2 separate regions of the Homo sapiens genome follow, and region 2 is linked to region 1. The links are chromatin contacts, found by Hi-C or POLR2A ChIA-PET in ENCODE. All regions are on one chromosome and are shown on one strand. The core of a region is the stretch at or near the end of the contact, and the rest is flanking DNA. Distances in the headings are between cores, read along the strand shown. Region 1 has its middle 21 kb from the start of RNF150. Region 2 holds the start of LINC02432 (long intergenic non-protein coding RNA 2432).

Region 1 (5,477 bases), core at 1,235-3,734:
GACTGGAGTGCTGTGGTGCAATCTTGGCTCACTGCAAGCTCTACGTCCCAGGTTCAAGCAATTCTTATGCCTCAGCCTCCTGAGTAGCTGAGATTACAGGTATGTGCCAACACACCTGGTTAATTTTTTTTTTTTTTTTTTTTTTTAGTAGTAGAGACAGGGTTTTGCCATATTGGTCAGGCTGGTCTCAAACTCCTGATCTCAGGCGATCTGCCCACCTCAGCCTCCCAAAGTGCTGGGATTACAGGTGTGAGCCACTGTGCCTGGCCTGCACAAATATTTTTAATTAAATATAATATCAGCCAGGAGCAGTGACTCATGCCTGTAGTCCCAGCTACTTGGGAGGCTGAGATAGGAAGATCACCTAAGCTCGGTCATTCAAGACCAGCCTGGACACATAGAAAGACCTCGTCTCTAAAATAATGTCAAAAAATCAGTCAGGTGTTGTGGCACATGCCTGTAGTCCCTCCTACTCAGGAGGATGAGGCAGGAGGATGGCTTGAGCACAGGAGATCAAGGCTGCAGTGAGCTATGATTGCACCACTGCACTTCAACCTGGATGACAGAGTAAGACCCTGTCTCAGAAATAAATAAATAAATATACTATAATCTTCATATGCATGCAACAATAGAATTTAGACATGAGAAATAAAAATAAAATGTTCAGCTCCCCAACTGACTAAATGGACACTCTCTTGGCCAAGGGGACCTCAGAGAAAGCTTAGAAACAGGGTTTCCAGCCATGATGGGATGGAAGGTCCATGTTGCCTCCTTTTTCCTCCTCCTTCCAGCCATGATGGGATGGAAGGTCCATGTTGCCTCCTTTTTCCTCCTCCTTCCAGCCATGATGGGATGGAAGGTCCATGTTGCCTCCTTTTTCCTCCTCCTTCCAGCCATGATGGGATGGAAGGTCAGGCTCACCTACTTTTTCCTCCTCCCTCACTAACCACCAGACTTTTCTTTCCTAAGAGTTAAACAGAAACCTGTCCTTTTGAAAGACTTGCTCTGCTACTGATTTCAAACAACTGCCTGATACTGCAACCAGACTCCCCTTCGTTTTTGTGGTTTCGGCACAACAATTGACCAGCATTCCTGGCTGGTGAGAGACCACGCACCATGGACTCGTTCTGGCTGTTTACAGGACTGGGCACTGCATGTCTTTGTGTCCTCCATTTCACCTTTTGACATATACAGCCAAATTTTGATGCATTTAAATGTTGTCTCCACCCCAAAGTGAAAATGGGATGTATATAACATTCATGTTTGCTTACTACTCATACTTGCATACCCAATTTTGTGATTATTCCTAGTCCTGCTATACCCTGTTTAATATGTATACTTATCCAACCCATTCAGCATAAATTCCTGTCTCACCCTTCCTCCTTCAAAGTGCCCACTTTCAGTTTCTGCCAGAATCTATGCTTCTCGGCCTGTAGGATGGCCGGCTTGCAGGCTGCAACTCTTTTTAAGGAATAAAGCTCTCGGCCGGTCGTAGTGGCTCACGCCTGTAATCCCAGCATTTTGGGAGGCCGAGGCGGGTGGATCATCTGAGGTCAGGAGTTCAAGGCCAGCCTGGCCAACATAGTGAAACCTGCCTCTACTAAAAATACAAAAAAAAAAAAAAAAAATCAGCCGGGTGTGGTGGTGCATGCCTGTAGTTCCAGTTACTCAGGAGGCTGAGGCAGGAGAATTGTTTGAACCCAGAAGGCAGAGGTTGCAGTGAGCCAAGATCGCGCCACTGCACTCCAGTCTGGGTGACAGGGCATGACTCTGTCTCAAAATAAAATAAAATAAAACATAAAGCTCTCCTCTCCAAATGTATAGATCTCACAATTTTAAGTTGACGGACAAAAGAGGATTGTTTATGAAGAAGGAGCTAATGGTAAAATATCTGACTCTGACGAAGGATGACATCACCAAGCATTTATTTTAGTGAATAGGCATATTTCTAAAATGCCTGTCTCCTATCATTATGAGTCAGGCATGAAGGTAATTACCTCTACCCATCTTTAGGGTTACTGATAAAACTAAATGAGACACTGCATCTGAAACATAGGTTGTTGTTGAATAATGGTTTCTCTCTTTTCCTCATCTCTACCAATTTGTGTTCTTTCATCCTTCAAACCTTCCTGAGAGCTTACCTTCTCATGATACGATTTCTTTAAGTTAAATTCAGCTGTTAATTTATGTTCTTTTTGCACTCAAATATGTGGTCTGCATTTTAAGTATAGCTGCTTAAGTTTTCAGATGTGTTGCACAGGGGCATATTCTATCTCTCTAGAAACACACCAGAATTGCAAGGTGTTCAGCCAAGGCAGAGAAATTGGCCTCCACTTGTTCTCGAGTGTGTGTGTTCTCTGACTCTTCTCAACTCTTCCCCAGCCCCCCAGCATTTAGCCCACTGATCCAAATAGAGTCATTACCCAACAAATTGTGAGAAGTGCTTGCCTAACAGCCCCTCTAACTTAATAGCATTGTGCCACACAGGCACGCTAAGGAAGGACAGAATGACCTCTTTCATTATGCAGGCCTGTGATGTTCCTCATTAGTTTTATAAGAGCCAATTCCTTTCACCAGAGTGGGGAGGATCTGGCTACTTACGTGGGAAGAACGTAAGTTGGAAATTGGCCAAGGAACTGATAGTACTATCAACTGGACACAGAGTCTTTCTGCTTTATGTCAACTATTACAGCAGAGCTCCTCCTGTTGTTTACTCTGTGGGCAGTCTTAAAATGATGTGTCTAATAGCAAAGTCTTACTGAGTGCCATTTATGTACCTGGAACTATTCTAAGTGCTTATACATATATGGACTCATTTAGTACTCACAGCAAACTGATGAGATAAGTATAATGATTATCTGTTTTACACATGAAAAAACTGAGGCACAGAGAGATGGAGAAATTTGTCCCAAAGCAGACAACTAATAAGTGGCATATCTGGGATTCAATCTCAGCAAACTAACTCGAGAGCCTGCTCTCTTAGCCATACATTACACTGTGGTGTATGCTCACTGCTGCATACCTCCTCTATTCACTATGGATCAATCCTGTAGGCATACATGAACACCTATGAGAAAAAGTTTCAAAGACAGGTTAGACATCATTTCTACTCTCTGTGGTCCCACAATCTAGTTGGGAAACAAATAGAAAAATATGTAATGGAAACTTTATATCCTTCTGGACCATTTGAAACCTACTATATCATCTACCCACTCACTATCCTCTTTCTCTTTGGATAGGTGAATGCTCATCTGAAGATGTTTTACCATTATTTCTTTACTGTGTGGGTTAGTACACAGGGCTGCCATAACAAATTACCACAGACTGGGTGTCTTTAGACAACAGAAATTTATTTTCTCACAATTCTAAGAGCTTGAAGTTCAAGATCAAGGTGTCAGCAGGGTTGGTTTCTTCTGAGGCCCCTCCCCTTGGCTTGTAGATGGCCATCTTTCCCTGTGTCTTGACATGGTCTTCCTCTTACCCATCTGTGTCCAGACTTACTCTTTCTTTAGGGACATCAGCGAAACTGGATTAAGACCCACCTTAATGACCTCATTTTAACTTCATTACCTCTTTAAAAACCCTTTCTCCAAACACAGTCACCATCTGTGGTACTGGGAGTTAGGACTTCAATAAACGAATCAATAAATGAATTTTTGGGGAACACAACTCAGTCCACAACACTGTATTAACCCTCCCTCCCCAACAACTTCTCTAGAAAGTGCTCTGACATCTTTAATGACAATATACTCCCAGCACTTGAAAGAATTAAAAATTTTTCTCAGTCTGAGACAGGAGAAGAAAAAAATTATGTGTATTGCAAGCAAAGTGCATAATTAAGATGTTGCGAATGATTCCTGGGAATACCCTTCTGGTAACTCAAAAACACTGCCAGCATCAGGACAAATAGCTAATGCATGTGGGGCTTAATACCTAGGTAATGGGTTGATAGGTGCAGCAAACCACCATGACACACATTTACATATGTAAAAAACCTGCATATTCTGCACATGTATCCCAGAAATTAAAGTAAAATTTATAAAAACACTGCCTATAATTGCTTTCAAAGGCTAATTTAGTATTCTTCCCATTATATGATGTTACATATGTGTGTAAAGTGAAGTTTATCTAACAAAAAAATAGATTGCACACCCCAGCTTTTATCCCCCAGAAGTGGTTAGTACACCCCAAACATCTTCTGGGGCAGGATAAAATTAGGAGTGAGCCCTTATAATGGTGATAAAGTAAATATAAGGGTTGAGAAGATCTCATTACGTAATTCATAGTGAGAGTCATTATCCACTACAATTGACAGAATGCTTTCTGTGAATAAATTTTACCTTTTTTCATGCAAATAAATAATAAAATAATAAAATAAATACATGGATGGCACTTTATGTTTTGCAATGTGTTACATTAAAGTAACAAAGTCATGTCATAGGTCAAAATAATATTCAGATAGTTCATATTCGTTTTATCAAAAGGATGGAATATTCCCTCCTAACACTAGTTATTTTGCTCAATTCATCTCAAAAGTTAGTAATTTTGAAAAGGAATGCTTACATTTTCTTTTTATGTGACTGGACAAAATTCCAGTGTGGGTGTTCAATCCACCCTTCAGGGACAAAAGCAACATGGCTGAATTTTTAAGTGAATTGCTTTGTGGCAATATCTCACCCGTTGATGAATCCTTGTGGCATAATATAATTCTGTAATAAAATTTCACAGCTCAATCGTTCATATATTTCTAATGATTCACAGCACAATTTCCCAGATTGCTTGAGAGGGATTAACAGATTACATAAAAGCCATTGTTAAAATTGATCAAATGACAATTTTATCGCTGTTACTGAACTCCACATTTTTTTTTTTGGCTGTCAATGAAAGTTTTGTAAAAGAACACATGGCAGACCTACATCATGAATTTTTCCAAAAATTAAATATTTTCCAACCATAGCTATCTGGTAAATCAATTAGAACAGCTTTTCCATCTTAATGAAATTTGAAGCTGGTTTACTAAAGAAATTTTCTGTGAATAATTTTATTTTATCATGGGAACACATTTGCTTTCTTCAGGGAATTTCAAATTATTTGTAAATTTAAATGTTACAAAGATTAGGAACACTTCCTTGCTTATAGAATTCAAAAACCCTGCCAAACAAGAAGCCACAAAATAATATTTTTTTAAAAATCTCCCATAATTCTAGGAATTGTTCTATTCTAAGGTAAAATGTTAAATTAGATAATATTTACATTTTCTCCTAATTCTAATGTTCTTCGATTTTTCTGATCCTTTTAGATTACTATAAACCTAGCCAAAATAGTATATTTCAAATAAAGTGTAATAATTGTATATAACCATTTTAAAGAAAAACATTCCTACAGTTCTCAGTATTGACTTAAATTTGTGTGTGTGTCTGTGTGTGTGTGTGTGTGTGTGTGTGTGTGTGTGTGTGTGTGTGTGTGTGTGTCTGTAG
Region 2 (5,477 bases), core at 1,565-4,064, 180 kb before region 1:
GCAAACCTTCACAGACTCCAAAGAACACAGGGGTCAAACAGCAACACAGAACAACATCACATATTAACCAGCCTGATCCTACTTAGAACAGCAGCCTAAAAGCCTGGATAGACAGAACTCTATCCTGCTTTCTCATTCAACAGCATGACCCATGGAGAGGCCAAATTTCCCCAGATTCCAAGGAATATTGGGGCCAAACTGTATTACAAAAGATTATCAGTTTATCAAATTCTGATTTCCCATGGCTATATGGACTATCTAAAGAGGGCCAATCAAACATCACTGTGCAAAACATCATCAACAAAACTCTGTCAACCTTTGAATGGTGGCTTCCTTCACCAAAGTTCTAACTAAGTAAGGGTTGCCAGATAAAGTACAGAAGGCCCAGTTAAACTTGAAATGCATATGAACAAGAAATATATTTTAGTATGAATATGTCTCATGCAATATTTGGGACATAATTATGCTAAAGAAAGTATTCACAGTTTTTCCAACATTCAAATTGGAATGAGTGTCCTGTATTTTTATTTGCTAAAATGGGCAACCCTAAGCTGGTATCTCTACAGTTACATACACTTACCAACCCCACCCATTCATACTGGTCCAAGTTACACCCCAAAAGAGGGCAGAAACAGAATCTGAACAAGCTCAAGTTTGGAGGGCAAAAATGTTTCATTCTGCCTTCTGGATTGCTGTATGAAGACTTTTGTTGTGAAAGATATGAATAGAACCATGTGGAGGGGAAAAAGTGTGACGTTGAGAGTGTCCTATAAGCAAACCAGCACCCCCAAAATCCACGCTGCTTCCACTAACTTCTGTCACTGGCTTCCCACACCCAGTGAGTTCCTATTAAAATCCTTCCTTCTGTGGGATATCCTCCACTGAAGTAGTCACTTTTGTGCAATGCTTTACTACCAATATCTACCTAGAGAAATCAGGCTAAATGAATCTAGTCTCATACTTTGTAAAACTCAATTATAAATTGTTTCAAATGCTGTTTTGAAGGATGTGAACCCTCATGAAGTTACATCTGAGGTAAATATTTCATGGGTATGATAGTTAATTTTTTCATTTAAATGATGCAATGTTATGTTATTCCTTGTTTTGTATGCAGGCACACATGTGCACATAAATAAAAACTGTTACTGATCTGTACAGCCTTTTATAGCCCTATAACCATGACTTCAGGTCTCACTTAAATACTGAGTCTCACCCAGCTTTTGTTAGTGGGTATCTTTAAAAATGGCAAAATCAGGACTTGAATCCATTCAGAGCATGTACACATAGCATATGAAAAACATTGACTTGCTGCCTGCCATTGCCTAGGAATATCCTGGACCAAGTCCCAGACACTGGCCTATGTCCCAGACACTGGTTTTCACCTTGATAGATTATCTGGTTCTAACTGCACAACATAATGTAATGTCCAGTCAATTTCACAAGATCCTCACATTCATGTGTTCTGAGACATCTCTCAAATATTGGGTAATGTACTCGAGCTTGTATTCCCAGAGTTTGTTATAGCCCAAAGCCTTCTAATTAGATATATAGAACTTGCTAATAATCACTTCTGTATTCATCGTTATTAATATAGTATTCAACTGTGCTGTTGTCTTAATGAGTAGAAGTTCATACACTGAGCAGAAAATTGCTCACCTTTTATAAAGATACTGAGAGGTGACAGCGTGCAGGCAGTCCTCACAGCCCTCGCTCGCTCTGGGCGCCTCCTCTGTCTGGGCTCCCACTTTGGCGGCACTTGAGGAGCCCCCTTCAGCCCACCGCTGCACTGTGGGAGCCCCTTTCTGAGCTGGCCAAGGCCAGAGCCGGCTCCCTCAGCTTGCAGGGAGGTGTGGAGGGAGAGGCGCGAGCGGGAACCGGGGCTGCGCCCGGCGCTTGCGGGCCAGCTGGAGTTCCGGGTGGGCGTGGGCTTGGCGGGCCCTGCACTCGGAGCAGCCGGCCGGCCCTGCACTCGGAGCAGCCGGCCGGCCCTGCACTCGGAGCAGCCGGCCGGCCCTGCACTCGGAGCAGCCGGCCGGCCCTGCACTCGGAGCAGCCGGCCGGCCCTGCACTCGGAGCAGCCGGCCGGCCCTGCACTCGGAGCAGCCGGCCGGCCCTGCACTCGGAGCAGCCGGCCGGCCCTGCCGGACCCGGGCAATGAGGGGCTTAGCACCCGGGCCAGCGGCTGTGGAGGGTGTACTGGGTCCCCCAGCAGTGCCAGCCCACCGGCGCTGCGCTCGATTTCTCGCCGGGCCTCAGCTGCCTTCCCGTGGGGCAGGGCTCGGGACCTGCAGCCCGCCATGCCTGAGCCTCCCACTCCCTCAGTGGGCTCCTGTGCGGCCCGAGCCTCCTCGAGGAGCGCCATCCCCTGCTCCACGGCGCCCAGTCCCATCAACCACCCAAGGGCTGAGGAGTGCGGGCGCACGGCGCGGGACTGGCAGGCAGCTCCATCTGCAGCCCCGCTGCGGGATCCACTGGGTGAAGCCAACTGGGCTCCTGAGTCTGGTGGGGACGTGGAGAACCTTTATGTCTAGCCCGGGGATTGTAAATACACCAATCGGCACTCAGTATCTAGCTCAAGGTTTGTAAACACATCAATCAGCACCCTGTGTCTAGCTCAGGGTTTGTGAATGCACCAATGGACACTCTGTATCTAGCTACTCTGGTGGGGACGTGGAGAACCTTTGTGTCTAGCTCAGGGATTATAAACGCACCAATCAGCGCCCTGTCAAAACAGACCACTAGGCTCTACCAATCAGCAGGATGTGGGTGGGGGCCAGATAAGAAAATAAAAGCAGGCTGCCTGAGACAGCAGTGGCAACCCGCTCCGGTGTCCTTCCATGCTGTGGAGGCTCTGTTGTTTCGCTCTTTCTACTGCTTACTCTTCGGGTCCACACTGCTTTTATGAGCTGTAACACTCACCCTGAAGGTTTGCAACTTGACTCCTGAAGCCAGCAAGACCACGAGCCCCAGGGAGGAACGAACAACTCCAGACGCGCTGCCTTAAGAGCTGTAACACTCACCGAGAAGGTCTGCAGCTTCACTCCTGAGCCAGCGAGGCCACGAACCCACCAGAAGGAAGAAACTCTGAACACATCCGAACATCAGAAGGAACAAACTCCAGACGTGCCACCTTAAGAGCTGTTAACACTCACCGCGAGGGTCCGCGGCTTCATTTTTGAAGTCAGTGAGACCAAGAACCAACCAATTCGGGACACAATACCAACTCTTTCATGCCAGGAGAAGCCTCCTTAAAAAATTTCGGTGATTAACAGGTAAATATCACTTACCACCTGTGCTAAACTTACCAGTTATTACGTATACTACAGGATATTCTGCTGAAAATATGGGCAAATATAGGTGTGTAAAAAGTCCCAGTATTAGTGGGGTGGGGAACAGAGAATCTATGGCTGGTGATCACACCTGAAGCTACTATGTGCTTATTCCTGCTGGCTGACGTTTGCTGTGTGGCAAGTGCCTCTGTTCCTAAACACCATACTCTTCCTGAAATCTCTAACATGCTCACATCCGATTTCCAGGTAGAAGGAGTTAGGCATGCAAGCATCATGATTTTCTCAGCTAAGTGTTGACATGTCCCTAAAGTCTTCAGACAATTTTCTGTTCCTGTAAATGTTCCTCACCTATTACTCATGACAACTGTCCTCCTTTCATCCTCTTTAAGCTCTGCTCAAAGAAACCACTCAAAAGAAATTTTCATGAAATCAACTCACCAGGCAGAGAGTACCAGAGTACGCTGTGAGCTGGATCGGGGACAGCCTGTTTTGTCACCATTGTTTCATTAGCATCTAGTAGAGTTCTCGGTGCATATGTGCTCTAGGCACACTTAAGAGAGAAAAAAGAAATATATGCTCAGACCCTATTACACACACTCAAATAAAACAAATTTCTTTATTCATTTTAATAGTTTCTAAATATCATTATACTCTTCTATTAGTAGGATAATCTTCAGAAAATCAGAACTAAAAAGGCATTATTAGGATTTATTTTTAGAGTTTATAGTATGAGTGTTTTTTAAATTTCTCATTCTCGCTCCTTTGCTTTCTATTTACTATTTGTTGAGTATTTATTATATGTAAGAAAAACTATACTAAGTGTTGTGGATTTCATAAATTTAGTATTTAAATTTCCTGAAGATTCCAATAAAGGCTTTCTCTTTTCTTTGAACAAACACACTTAACCACCCCCTAAAAATCCACTGAGTAGTGTTTATACTGTCTTAATCTTTTCAGATGCTAAAAGCAACATATTCCTAAGCTGAGACATTCTCTACAGTAAAACATAATTTTTCCCAATTATAAGAAATTTAAGAGATGTTAGGGAAGAAACTATAAAGACGTATTTTATATCCAGAAAAGCTAGATGTTTTCCATTTTAGTTGATGTTATATATTCTGGGCACATTCCTGGACTGAAAAACAGAAGTATACTACATTTCTAAGACACATTCCCCAAAACAGCTTTACATAGAAGTTCCTGTGATCCTAATTACAACCCTATCAAGTAGGTGGGTGGGTATTAATAGATCACTTGGGGGTATGAAAATCATAGTGCAGACATACTGAATGACTTCTCCAGCATCAACAGGGAAGTAACAACAGCCTCTTTGGAAGGTAGCCCAGTACAAAGGATTTGAGAGTCATAAAACCTGGGTTTGAAACTGTGATTTGGTGAAATTACTTAATATATCTCTCTCTCTCTCTTTCCCCATAAAAAAGAAATTAGGTTGAACCATTTGAAATTTCCAATATGCAACATTTTCGACCTACAAAAATGGCAATTTCATGAGGTTCAACCTCATAATAATGTTAACACTTAAAAGAGTTGTTCTAAATGTAAAACCCAATACTATATTTAAAGCATCTAGCACGGAGCCTGGAATAGAGAAGTGCTAGACAAATGCTAGTTCTTTTTGTCCTTCCAGTGTCAGTCCTACAGCATCAGCACAATTCTGTCACTCATGTCTCAGCCATTCCTTGTAAGATTTTAGACAATGTAAAATACATTAAGTGTATTTTATTTTATAATATATTCACTAAAATATCAATACATTTTGAAATTTCAGGAGGTAAGAGAAAAACAAGCAGGTGTGTAATTACTGCTGATTTTGTAGCTTAATTCAGCAGTGCAAAGATTTTCCTGTCTACTTCCAAGCAGGGACATACCTGTCTTGAGCTTACACATTCACAGTAGTCTCAAAACCTAAACCAGGAGACTCTAGGCTTGCTTTTGGTTGCAGTTTAATAATACTGTGGATTAGTAGCCAAACATTTCTTTGAAACATTCAGTAAGAGCTAGGCAATACAGATCTGGTGTCTGGGTCTTCCAGGAAACTGACAATTTTAGGAAAGCCATGGAGGGGGGGAAAATGAAACAAGGTAAAGAGAAAGCTGTAAAATGAAGTTGATGCAGTACTGGACAAACCCAACACCCAAAATTTTCAGTTTCCATGTTCCTGCATTG

What was found. Hi-C counts contacts between places; a loop is a spot of excess contacts on that map. ChIA-PET counts read pairs that join two places held with the same protein, here RNA polymerase II (POLR2A). Pooled maps may share reads with other maps.
Region 2: a loop to region 1 is called in a pooled map of heart left ventricle, with 2.7 times the contacts of the local background. The contact joins the promoter of LINC02432 here to the enhancer-like site in region 1. A Hi-C loop is called at or near these places in 2 of 168 maps with a recorded cell type or tissue (HepG2 and PC-3) and 11 of 50 pooled maps. POLR2A ChIA-PET finds 5 or more read pairs at or near these places in 1 of 52 experiments (Panc1).

The regions. Positions count from the first base shown.
Region 1 is chr4:141,151,404-141,156,880 of GRCh38, reverse strand. It overlaps a transcript of RNF150 not described here. Among named protein-coding and RNA genes, the nearest start is that of RNF150, 21 kb to the right of the region's middle. Within about 2 kb of position 2,484, at least 2 of the 41 ENCODE cell types and tissues checked have a DNase peak (open chromatin) inside an H3K27ac peak, as active enhancers do.
Region 2 is chr4:141,329,954-141,335,430 of GRCh38, reverse strand. It overlaps LINC02432 (long intergenic non-protein coding RNA 2432), which reads left to right and starts at 2,814. Exons shown (of 4, transcript NR_121625.1): 1 at 2,814-3,272. RefSeq lists an enhancer at 2,720-3,919.